Regions from separate parts of the Mus musculus genome. Here region 2 is linked to region 1. The links are chromatin loops, found by intact Hi-C in ENCODE. Cell type or tissue: heart. All regions are shown on one strand. Each heading gives the region's core, and the rest is flanking DNA. Links, peaks and the distances in the headings are about the cores only. Region 1 holds the start of Gprasp1 (G protein-coupled receptor associated sorting protein 1). Region 2 holds the start of Bhlhb9 (basic helix-loop-helix domain containing, class B9).

What was found. A loop is a pair of places that touch in the nucleus more often than their neighbours do. Peaks named below come from ENCODE experiments on the same cell type or tissue, not always from the same donor. Only the 100,000 strongest peaks of a DNase experiment are listed, where the experiment ranks them.
Region 2: it touches region 1 in a loop (5-fold over the local background); 1 of 42 quality-filtered maps calls a loop at or near these places.

What each region holds. Positions count from the first base shown.
Region 1 is chrX:135,740,039-135,745,413 of GRCm38, reverse strand. Gprasp1 (G protein-coupled receptor associated sorting protein 1) reads right to left here and starts at 2,722. Exons shown (of 11, transcript NM_026081.5): 1 at 2,436-2,722; 2 at 839-915. It overlaps Armcx5 (armadillo repeat containing, X-linked 5), which reads right to left and starts at 2,722. Exons shown (of 4, transcript NM_001009575.5): 1 at 2,436-2,722; 2 at 1,800-1,851; 3 at 839-915; 4 at 1-495. The coding sequence starts at 237. In heart, for the core only: no CTCF peak of the experiment used is centred there; a DNase peak (open chromatin) is centred at 2,733; H3K4me3 peaks cover 1,874 bases; H3K27ac peaks cover 1,342 bases.
Region 2 is chrX:135,882,901-135,888,275 of GRCm38, reverse strand. Bhlhb9 (basic helix-loop-helix domain containing, class B9) reads right to left here and starts at 2,425. Exons shown (of 5, transcript NM_001098222.1): 1 at 2,189-2,425; 2 at 1,350-1,431; 3 at 959-1,015. In heart, for the core only: a CTCF peak has its summit at 2,400 (motif pointing left); a DNase peak (open chromatin) is centred at 2,365; H3K4me3 peaks cover 1,585 bases; H3K27ac peaks cover 1,702 bases.

The sequences.
Region 1 (5,375 bases), core at 93-5,092:
TTTTTTTACTTTCCAGGTCACAGTCTTGGGCTCAGTGGAAATGGCTGGCTGTGTCCTGGCCACTGCTTCATCCCTAGCCTCAGCCTGGTTCCCCCATTCTTCTTTTGGTTCTGCCTTAACGGCTTTAGTGGTCTGATTCTTGGCTTTTCCTTTAGCATTGGCAGGGCTATTGGTTCCAGGTTTTGAGGAAGCCCCAGACTCTTCTCTAGCTTTCCTTTTAGTTTTAGAGCCAATCATGGTTCGAGAGAAAGGCAAAGCTTAATATAAATATGCCCCTGTCTCAGCCTTGCCCGAAAGTCAGCCCCAAGTAGGTGTTTTCATATAAAGTCCAGTAGTCATTCAGCCCCTTTCCAACTACAGTTTCTGCCAATCATATAGACAGCATGTTGAGGAAGCTCACTCAAGATAAAGGATAGCTGTGCTGGGGCGCAGGCCTGTGGAGGGTGGTGGTCTTCAGCCACTCCAAGGCCATCAGATCTGTCACTGAAGTTGGACCTAGGGGTGGAGGAAGGAAATGGGGCTTTAAGTCTCTTCCAATTTGCTTTCTTCTCATGCTGATAAGCACAGAGACATAGTTAAGTATGGAAATTCAGTGCTCTATGGGGAAGAAGGAGACAAGGAGCCAACTCCTCCTTTCAGTTCACCCACTGTCTATACCTTCATGTGCTACCAATTTGTCTTTGCAGACACCAATAAGGGCAGAAAGAATAGGAAAGCTGGATGGACACGAGAGGCTGCAAAATTCCGAGGCTATCTGCTGACCTAGGCTGGAGCCAACCAAATCTTTACTGTTCCATACTATAGGTCTTACTCGAGGAGTCCCCACGTTCATACTAACCTGCGCTCTTGCCAAGGGATTGTTTCCTCCTTTCTCTGTTTCCACTGGCGACAAGCCCTGCAGCAGATCTGGCAAACCTATAGATAGATAAAGAGGACAGAGAAACTCAGCTCTTGGGATACAGACCTTGGTTCCTGGCCCTTATTCTTGCCTTCTCAGAGAAGCTTGTCTAGCTTTTCCCTTCCTGGTCTTCCTCTCCTTCCATTAACCAGCTTCAAAGCTGTTCCTCCTCCTCTTCCTCCTCCTCCCTTGGGGCCCTCCATTGTCTTCTTGAGTGACTGTTTCGGTAATCCCTTAGTTGAAAAATCGGTTGATAATGAAGTGTTAGAGCAGGACAGGAAAGAGGGGATTAAAGGAAGATGTTCCCATCCTGCATCTATCTCTAGAGTTAGACCAAGACTCCTAAGTGAATCCACAGACCAGCTAGAGGTCATCGAGAAACTGACAAAACAGAAGGGTGTGACATTCTAGTCTCAGTGATCCTTGTCTGTCTTCACACTAATCCTCGAATCTGGACAATTGCCTTCTCATTATCTCCTAGCTTCACATTCAGTTATTTTACAAACATTCACAACAGCCAAGTTATACAACCCTCCGGATGTGTCTATCAATGGAAATCCACAAACATGAGAACAGCACTACTGAGTATAATTTAGGAAACAGTAATTACGGAATAAATGCTTGCTGGATACAGATACTTGTTTGGTAAAGAATTCTCTGATTCCCTTTCTTTTTGTCATCCCCCCATGACACCCCCAAATCTCCACGTTCCTCTGCTATATTCTTAAAGCCTGATCATTTCCATGAAGGGACAACTAAATCATCTCTGCACAGTTGGTCGTACTGGTAGCAGTAGGGATGAAACGCCTGACAATAACAGGAAGCTGGGGAAATAATGAAAAGTATCATTTTCAATTTTCTTACACATTCTTATGATTATCCCCCACCCACCCACACAAACCTATCACATTCTGCAACATAGTTGGGGTAACGCGGAGGGCATTTCTGGAAGGCTGGAAAAGAGGAGATGTAGAAATTATTCTAGAACCCTACCTAGTCTTGCAGCTTTCTCCCACAGTACAGAAATCAGGTCAGTTTTGTTTATCTTCTCCCCTCCCCTTTTGATCTGCCGCCCTGAAACGTGGAGAAATGCAAACTTGGCACAAAATCTATCCACACAAATGAATGTGTGATAGCCCCAAATCAAATGAAATCGCACTGAGTAAGATATGGTTAATTAATGGTCAGATAAGAATGTGCAATCTTCGAATACACCCAACACAAGATTTAATGTTCCCACATCTATAACCCCTTTGTGTATCTCCTTCCTGATTCTCAAGGCTCCTCAGACAACTGCGTTCATCAGTGGTGGTAGTCCTTTCTCTGACAAGTACGCCATCTCCCCAGTAGATGATGCCATTGCATCCATCTCCCTTCCCAAACGTGATGAAGCGAGTTTCTGGAAACGTAGATAGCTTTTTCTCATCCTCCCTAGTCTGTCTTCCCAACACTCGCCCCCTAAAATCAGGTCACCAATCCCGCACCAATCATGGAACCCGCAACCACAACCCCAAGCAATGCCCTCCTTCTTACTGACCTGTTCTGCTTGAATCCAAGGCAGTTTTCTTAGGTGCGTTCTCTCCGGCGGCGCCTTCCCACACAGAAAGGAGGCAGGCAAACGCCGTCGGCAGTCCGCCGCAGGGAGCAGAGGCAATGGCGGCGACTGTAATTTAGGGGCTTGCCGGGAGCTTGGGATGTAGGACAAGATGAAGGGCCATGACTAGCAAATTACTGTCACCTTTCGGTACCCACTCCTCTCTCCGGTCCCTCACGAAGCGACTACATAGCTACCTACATCCGCCGGGACGCACTAGGCGCGGCTACGTCATTACGGAGGCCCGCAGAGGGAGGAGCTAGAGTTATTTAAGGAGTTCCGGCTTAGGGAAGCGGAGTGATACTACTGTGGCGCACACTGCGACACTTAGGTTCTGATCCCGAACTAGGGAAAACCGCGCCAAGCACCCGCAAGCAGGCGATTACCAAATGTCGGTTTTAGCTTCCTTCTTAGACATGTCTTTCCATTTCGAAATGCATGCGGTTTTCACGCTGTGGCGTCAGAAGAAAAAGCGGCCGCCTTACCGGGCGGAAGGATAGCAAAGAATTCTAGTGTTTTTACACGTTCCTCACTAAACCCACCGCCCACTGAAGTGAGCTGGTTAGGTAGGGGAGGGGCTCAAGGTAGAAACGATGCTGGGGGTGGGGCGGTTCTCAACGCTGAAATTACAAATAAAAATTCTCATTTATTCCAACAAATTCTAAACTGTTCCTTCTACAAGCAAAATCCGCCAGTGATGCACCTGTAAGGGCTTGTTTGCATAAAATTCTTGCTGCAGCGGCAGAACCTATGGAAAACTGCTCTGCTGCCAGACCGTTTTTGTTTTGTTTTGTTTTGTTTTTCAATCTCCCTTTTTATGTTTCCTGTTGCCACCCCTTGAAATCTTTTGCTCTTATTGTCCGGCATGTTTCTTGTTTTGAAATAGTTTTAGATAACATGAAGTAAGGATAGAGGAAAAACAGGGAGAAAAAGAACTGTGCAGACGAGTTCTACTCCAGGATGACCTCACTACCATAAGGTGCAGTGGCTTGGATTTAATCTAGGCACTGGGAAAACAAGAATCTTCTTACTGACAAGACATAATACCAAAGTATCTTTGTACCCGTGGACCAACACCAGTCCCTGCTCTGTGGATTTCTCCGGGCTTGTTCCCTCACGTTTCTTGCCCCCTAAATCTCTGACTATATAAGTCCTTGCATCTTGAATGCTGGGCCTCATGTTTGTATTATCTATTTGAACATAAATTTAATTAAAATAAGCCTTAGAATCAGAAAGTGTTTCTAACATGTATACCACTTAGAAATGTCCCAGCCCATCAGTCCTGTATGCCTCAACTCTAAGCTGAGCTATGACATTAGTAGATTATGATGAGAGACATTTTTCCTGTTTCAGGGATGTTTGTAATTTTGAAATTGCCTTAATAAAAGTGCATGGTTTCCCCTCAGTCCCAGTCTACATTATCAGAAAACCTGATAATGTCATGAGGCAGGAGGTTAACTTTTGGAAGGAATAACCAGCCTATAAGGAACAATACTAGGTGGTGATGGTCAGTCCAGACAGACCATCTTCATGACCCAGGACACAAGATGAAAATAGTTTTGGTGGGAGGCTCAATAAAACATAATTGTAAAAAATAGGTGGTAGTGGTCCCTCCAGATGGGCCAGCCCAGGGCCCTAAAAACAGTTAAAGAGAGAGAGATAGAGAGAGGGAGAGAGAAGAGAAGAGAAGAGAAGAGGAGAGAAGGAAAGAAAAGAGAAAAAGGAAGGAAGAAAGAAAGGAAGGAAGGAAGGAAGGAAGAAAGAAAGAAAGAAAGAAAGAAAGAAAGAAAGAGGGACATCTGGGTTCTTTCCAGCTTCTGGCTATTATAAATAAGGCTGGTATTAACTTAGGCAAATGGATGGACTGGAGGGCATCATCCTGAGTAAGGTAACCTAATCACAAAAGAACACACATGATATGCACTCATTGATAAGTGGATATTAGCCCAGAAACTTAGACTATCCAAGATACAATTTGCAAAACACAAGAAAATCAAGAAGAAAGAAGACCAACATGTGGATACTTTATTCCTCCTTAGAATAGGGAACAAAATACCCATGGAAGGAGTTACAGAGACAAGTTCCAAAGCTGAGACGGAAGGAAAGACCATCCAGAGACTGCCCCACCCAGGGATCCATCCCATAAACAACCACCAAACCCAGACACTATTGCATATGCCAGAAAGATTTTGCTGAAAGGACCCTGATATAGCTGTCTCTTGTGAGACTATGATGGGGCCTAGCAAATACAGAAGTGGATGCTCAGAGTCAGCTATTGGATGGAACACAGGGACCCCAATGAATGAGCTAGAAAAAGTACCCAAGGAGCTAAAGGGGTCTGCAACCCTATAGGTGGAACAACAATATGAACTAACCAGTACCCCCCAGAGCTTGTGTCTCTAGTTGGATATGTAGCAGAGGATGGCCTAGCCGGCCATCAATGGGAGGAGAGGCCCTTGGTCTTGCGAAGATCATATGCCCCAGTACAGTACCAGGAATAGTACCAGGAAGCAGGAGTGGGTGGGTAGGGGAGCAGGGTGGGGGGAAGATATAGGGGACTTTTGGGATAGCATTTGAAATGTAAATGAAGAAAATATCTAATAGAAAGAAAGAAAGAAAGAAAGAAAGAAAGAAAGAAAGAAAGAAAGAAAGAAAGAAAGAAAGAGAAAACAGGAAGTAGTGGTCAACTCTGGATAAATCCACTCAAACCATTTTCCAGTTTCAGGGTCTTTTTGGCTACTGGCGCATCGACAGAATGCCATTATCATTTCCCCTAGTAAGCCTTTTAACTTTAATGTATCTTTAAACCCTTAAACATATGCTGCATCTTCAATAGTGTTTGGTGCCAGTTGTTTTCTTGACAAATCCTGATGGGGATATGGG
Region 2 (5,375 bases), core at 260-5,259, 140 kb before region 1:
GTTCTCTTATGGCTTCTCCTTACATTTTCTGACTCAGTATCTGCTAATTATCTATTGATACAATCTTTGCTCACTGGCCTCCCACTCTCTGTAATGAATGTGAGGGCAACAACGGTTGGAAAGCTGGAAAACCTTGGGGCCAAGGTGAGATCTGGTTTCATCTGTGTGGGTTCACATTCATATTCACCTAGAACCCTAATAAAGTCTTGTTCTCTTGCTTACCTTCTAAGTGAACAACTACTTACAAGTCTTTACAGCAGCGGTTCTTAATCTTTCTAATGCTGCGCCCCTTTAAAAGAGTTCCTCACATTGTATTGAACCTAAATCATAAACTTATTTTCATTGCTACTTTATAACTGTAATTTCGCTACAGTTATGGACTGTTATGTAAATATCTGATATGCAGCATGTCTGATACGTAACTGTTATGAAAGGATCATTTGATCCCCTACCCCTAGCCCCAGAAGGGTCACAATCCACAGGTTGAGAAACATTGCTCTACAAGAACCTAGAAAGAAACAGGTTTATGGATGAAAAAGGCAGAGGCAGAAGGCAACACCAGGAACAACAGCAACAACAACAATCCCACTAAAAGGATTGACAGAACTCCCCTAAAAAGGTTCACAGCACATGTTTCTGTATACTCAGGGTTATTAAATGTCTCCCACATGTTGTCAGCCCTGCCCTAACTATCCCTCATATGTGCTCAAGACCTGTAATCTGACTGAATATGCATCCTCCTAACGGTAAAGTCTTGCATTTTCCCATTCAGGGACTAAATTTCTTTGTCTGAGGAAAAAATACAAGGTATAAAAGTAGATAGTGGAACACATGCAACTATATTTGGGAAGAAGGCAGGGAAGCTAATGAAAACAATAATTCCAAGGTCATGTTTGAAATACCAGCCTCCCTTTGTATAGCTAGATCTTGCCTCACGTGCTATGAATGCCAGTCTTACCACAAAGCAGGATGCTCGGGAGATGCTATTCTTCCCTCTGGCTGGAGAAGAGTCGACCTACATAGAAAGCAAAAGATATTGAGGAAAATATTAAAAAAAATGTTGACCATGGTATAAAATTATAGGTTTATGGGCAGATTTCCAAAACCCAAGTTCAAATACCTCTGTTAAAGAATTAGGAACCAAGTACATGATCTCCATCAGCTCCCATGTGTGACCCAAATGGCTACCTTCAGAAACTGCATCCCACCCCCCCCCACCCCCCCCACCCCGTACTGCTGCTGTATAAAACTATGAGGGACAACAAAAAGTTGGGGATGATATATGGGGGTCCCAGAAAGAGACACTTAACTCCAATAGTGATTTCAAATATTCTAAATTGAACACCCACCTGCACAAAAAGTTCTTCTTTACTTTAAGTCCATTCGAACATTAAAACAAATGTTCAAGGTGAAATGTTGAGAAAATGGATCCTGAATATAAAAGATAGGACAATGTCATAATATTTATATAGCTAGGAGTTCTGTATATATGACCAACTCCTTATTATGACCAATTCCTTGCAGTAAATTAGGTACAGGAGTCTAAATACAGAGGGCAATAAAACAATCCTGTATTGAAGGCAGATGAACTTTTCATTCTTATGTTCTGACATCTTCATAATCGCCCCTCTAATGATGTTTCACCTTCCCCAGAATACACTACCTCTACCACCCTGACAAGAGACTTTGCCACCAAGCAGGAGTCTGTGGGAAGAGACAGCACCCACGATGCAGGGCACATGGATCCCTTTCTGGAATAAGGGCCCAGGTAGAAAGGCGACTCACCAAACAGCTGAACCATCACCAGAGTTGGCCACCTGCCTCCAACCCATGAACAGCAACCTCCAAGGGGCACCACCCCCAGCTTCCGCGCCGCCATTTCTCCCATAGTCGCCTCCCCCACAACCCTTGCAGGGCCCAAACACCAAAAAGGGCCGGGGGGAAAAGCCTGCTGCCAGGCCATCTGCTCTGCAGGCCTCCAGACCCTCAGACTCAAGACACTCTGGCTGCCACCCTGCGCCCGGGGCCCGGTTCGGGTTCCCGCTTCCTCCTCCCCACCGCCTGGGGTCTCCGAGCACCGCGCACACTCCAGGGAGGCCGCGACCTGCTGGCCTTCACTGGACTGTCAGGGCCGGGCAGTGGTCCTCAGTGTGCGACCACTCGGAGCCCTCGACACACCTCCACTTGCCTGGCCAGGCGCACGGCCCAGGTGTCCGGGCTCCCCCGCGTCCCCCTCCTGCTCCCGGCTGGTCTCTGTCCTCGGCGGATCCTCTCACAGAACCCCCACCGCTTTGCGCGCGAGTGGAATGGCAGAGACGTGTCCCGCCCCTACGTCTCTGCACCAAACAGGCAGGGGCTGCGCAGGATGCGGCAAGCACAGCTCACCTCGAGGGTGTCGGGAAGGGGGCGGAGGGATACTGCGCACGGGGCTCTACGCCCCCTCCTGGACCCACTGTAGTTCCGACTCGGAGTGGGCGGGGCCAGACAGCCCCACTCCTCTTGGAGAGGTGGGTTGCACCCGTAGGCGTCTGCAGACCCCTGTTCACCCTAACCAGAGACCACCACCACTTTTTTTTGGGGGGGGGGTGCCACAACAGTGTGTGAGATGGCTGAAATCTAGAGTCTATGAGGGCTTTGGAGAGGGGGACTATGGAGAGAAGGTGGTCTGGAGATGTGGAACAGGAGGGAGCAGCGGAGGGATACTGAGTGCTCCTGTACTTCAGTAGGAAGCTGGGCTTTGCTGGCCCCCAGCCCCTCCCTGCACTCCATCTCTTGCTACCCTTCAGTTCTCTCGTAGCTTCTGACGCCAGTAGAAAGGGAGGAGGGCTTTTAGTACTGCAGCTAGAGAGGGAACAGGTAGCCTAGCAACAGTCTGCAGAGAGGACTCTTGATTCTTCATGTTTTTCTCTCAATGCTTCATGGAGTTCCTAGAGGAAAAGAAATGGGAGCAACCATTGCAGCTTACATCGCTGCCCCCAGGGTAAAGCCAGACTTCTGTCCCTGGAAAACCAACCAGAGGTCTGGGGTAAAAGTCACTTTACTTCCTTTGACTTATTTGGACTAAAAACTCATCTAGTCACATATGACATAAAAGAACTGGGAGGTGGCGTGGGAGTAGGTTGGGACAGAGTAGGTGATAGGTCAACCCAAACATAGAATGTATGAAGAAGCCTTAAAGCAAACAACTAGCATGCAAGCGAATTTTAAAATATAATTTGAAGACAAAGGAGTTTGAACAGAGGTACCCTGCATGGGTGGACCAGGCTGCTGCTCTCAGAAGACACGACTTATTAAATAAAAATCCCAGTACCAAGCACTGCGAGTTACTGGTTAAAGGGGCCTCAGAGCAGTGGTTCTTAACCTATGGGTTGCTACCTCACTGAGGGTTGAATGACCTTTTCACAGGGGTCACATATCAAATATCCTGCATATCAGATATTTACATTATGATTCATAACATTAGCCAAATCACAGTTATGATGTAACAACGAGAATAATCTTGTACTTGGAGGTTACCATAAGACAAGGAACTGAATTAAAGCATCAGGAAGGTTGAGAACCATTGCCCCGGTGGCACCTAAAACAACAGAAGCTATTGCCACATCCTTTGGCTATTAAGACTCCACTGCTGAAGAATCACACTTTTTTTTTTTTTTTTGCTGTAGGTCAGAAAAACCAATATTTTAAAAGATTTTAATTTGTTCTTTTTTTTCTGAAAACCATACTTTATTTTAGATAGTAATATATTATTAACTGATGTGATACAAATTATGTATTAACTAACACTATAATAGAATTATTCAAATATAGTAAAATTATTTGAATAGAATTAGCCCTAAATGGAATAAAAGAGAATAAAAGAGAAAAGTATCAGGTTATGTAACTCCTCTCAAACAGATGAAGTGTGGGTAAAATCCAAAAATTTAATAAATGAGACAAAGAGAAGGTAGCTTTAGGTAGCAAGGAAAGACAGAGGTAGGCAAAAGGACACGAGTCATAAGAGAGGATGCAAAACATTCAATGCCATCATACCCCTGCCCCACTGAAGGAGATGTGCGGATTCAACGTTTTCTATATTGAAGTAGAAAACCCATTTTTTGCATCCCCAAAGAATCCTATATGTGTTACTCCTTTGAGGGAGGGATTGTGAACGTTGAGCTGTCCTTTCACTCCATTGATAATTATTGTAATAGGAATTAGACATGACTAGTCCCTGAATACATGTTACATTGATAGTCTGTATATGCTTGGCCCAGGGAGTAGCACTATTAGGAAGTGTGGCCTTGTTGGAGTAGGTGTGTCACTGTGGGCATGGGCTTTAAGACCCTCATCCTAGCTGCCTAGAAGCCAGTATTCTGCTAGCAGCCTTCAGATGAAGATGTAGAACTCTCAGCTCCTCCTGCACTATGCCTGTCTGGATGCTGCCATGCTCCTGCCTTGATGATAATGGACTGAACCTCTGAACCTGTAAGGCAGTCCCAACTAAATGTTGTCCTTGTAAGAGTTGCCTTGGTCATGGTATCTGTTCACAGCAGTAAAACCTTAACTAAGACAGAAGTTAGTACCAGGGGACTAAGGTATTGCTGTGATAGGCCGGACCATGCTTTTGCTTAGAAGAATGTGGATTTGGGGACTTTGCATTTTGAAAGCATTGGAACGCTTTAAGTGGGGTTTAATGAGTTTTTCTGGTAGGAATATGGAAGACTTTGTCGCGGAGAATGATTTAAATTGTGCGGAACTGGCCCAAGAGGTTTCAGTGGAGAATTTCAATATGTGGCCTAGAGACTGTTTTGTGGTATTTTGTGAAGAATATGACTACTTTTTGCCATTGTCTGAAGACTCTGCCTGAGGCTAAGGTGAAGAGACTCAGATTAATTGCATTGACAAAGGATGTCTCAGAAACACATCATATATTTTGTTCTCTGGTTAAGTCTTATGAAGAGCATCTTAAACAAACTTAGCCAGCTGAGAAAGGAAAAATATAAAATACATAGTTCAAGTATTAAAGGAGCACCAGGAAGTGAAATGGAGCCTAATACTGTGCTCTAGGAGTGAACAGATTAAGGGATTCTGGGGAAAGATCCTACCCAGCTAAATTTAGATCCAGGCATGGTAGTACACACCATTAATCCCAGGAGACAAAGCAAGCCACGCAGATCTCTGAGTTCAAGGCCAGCCTCAAATAGAGCAAGTTCTAGTTGAAGAAAAGCTTAAATCCAGGCATGGAGTTACACACCTTTAATCCCAGGAGACAGGCATGCAGATCTCTGAGTTGAAGGTCAAACTACAGAGCAAGATCAATGACAGAGTTTAGGTAGTGAGGGAATAGGTAAAGAGGAAGCTATTGATAATGTAATAGAACAAGGGAGCCATGT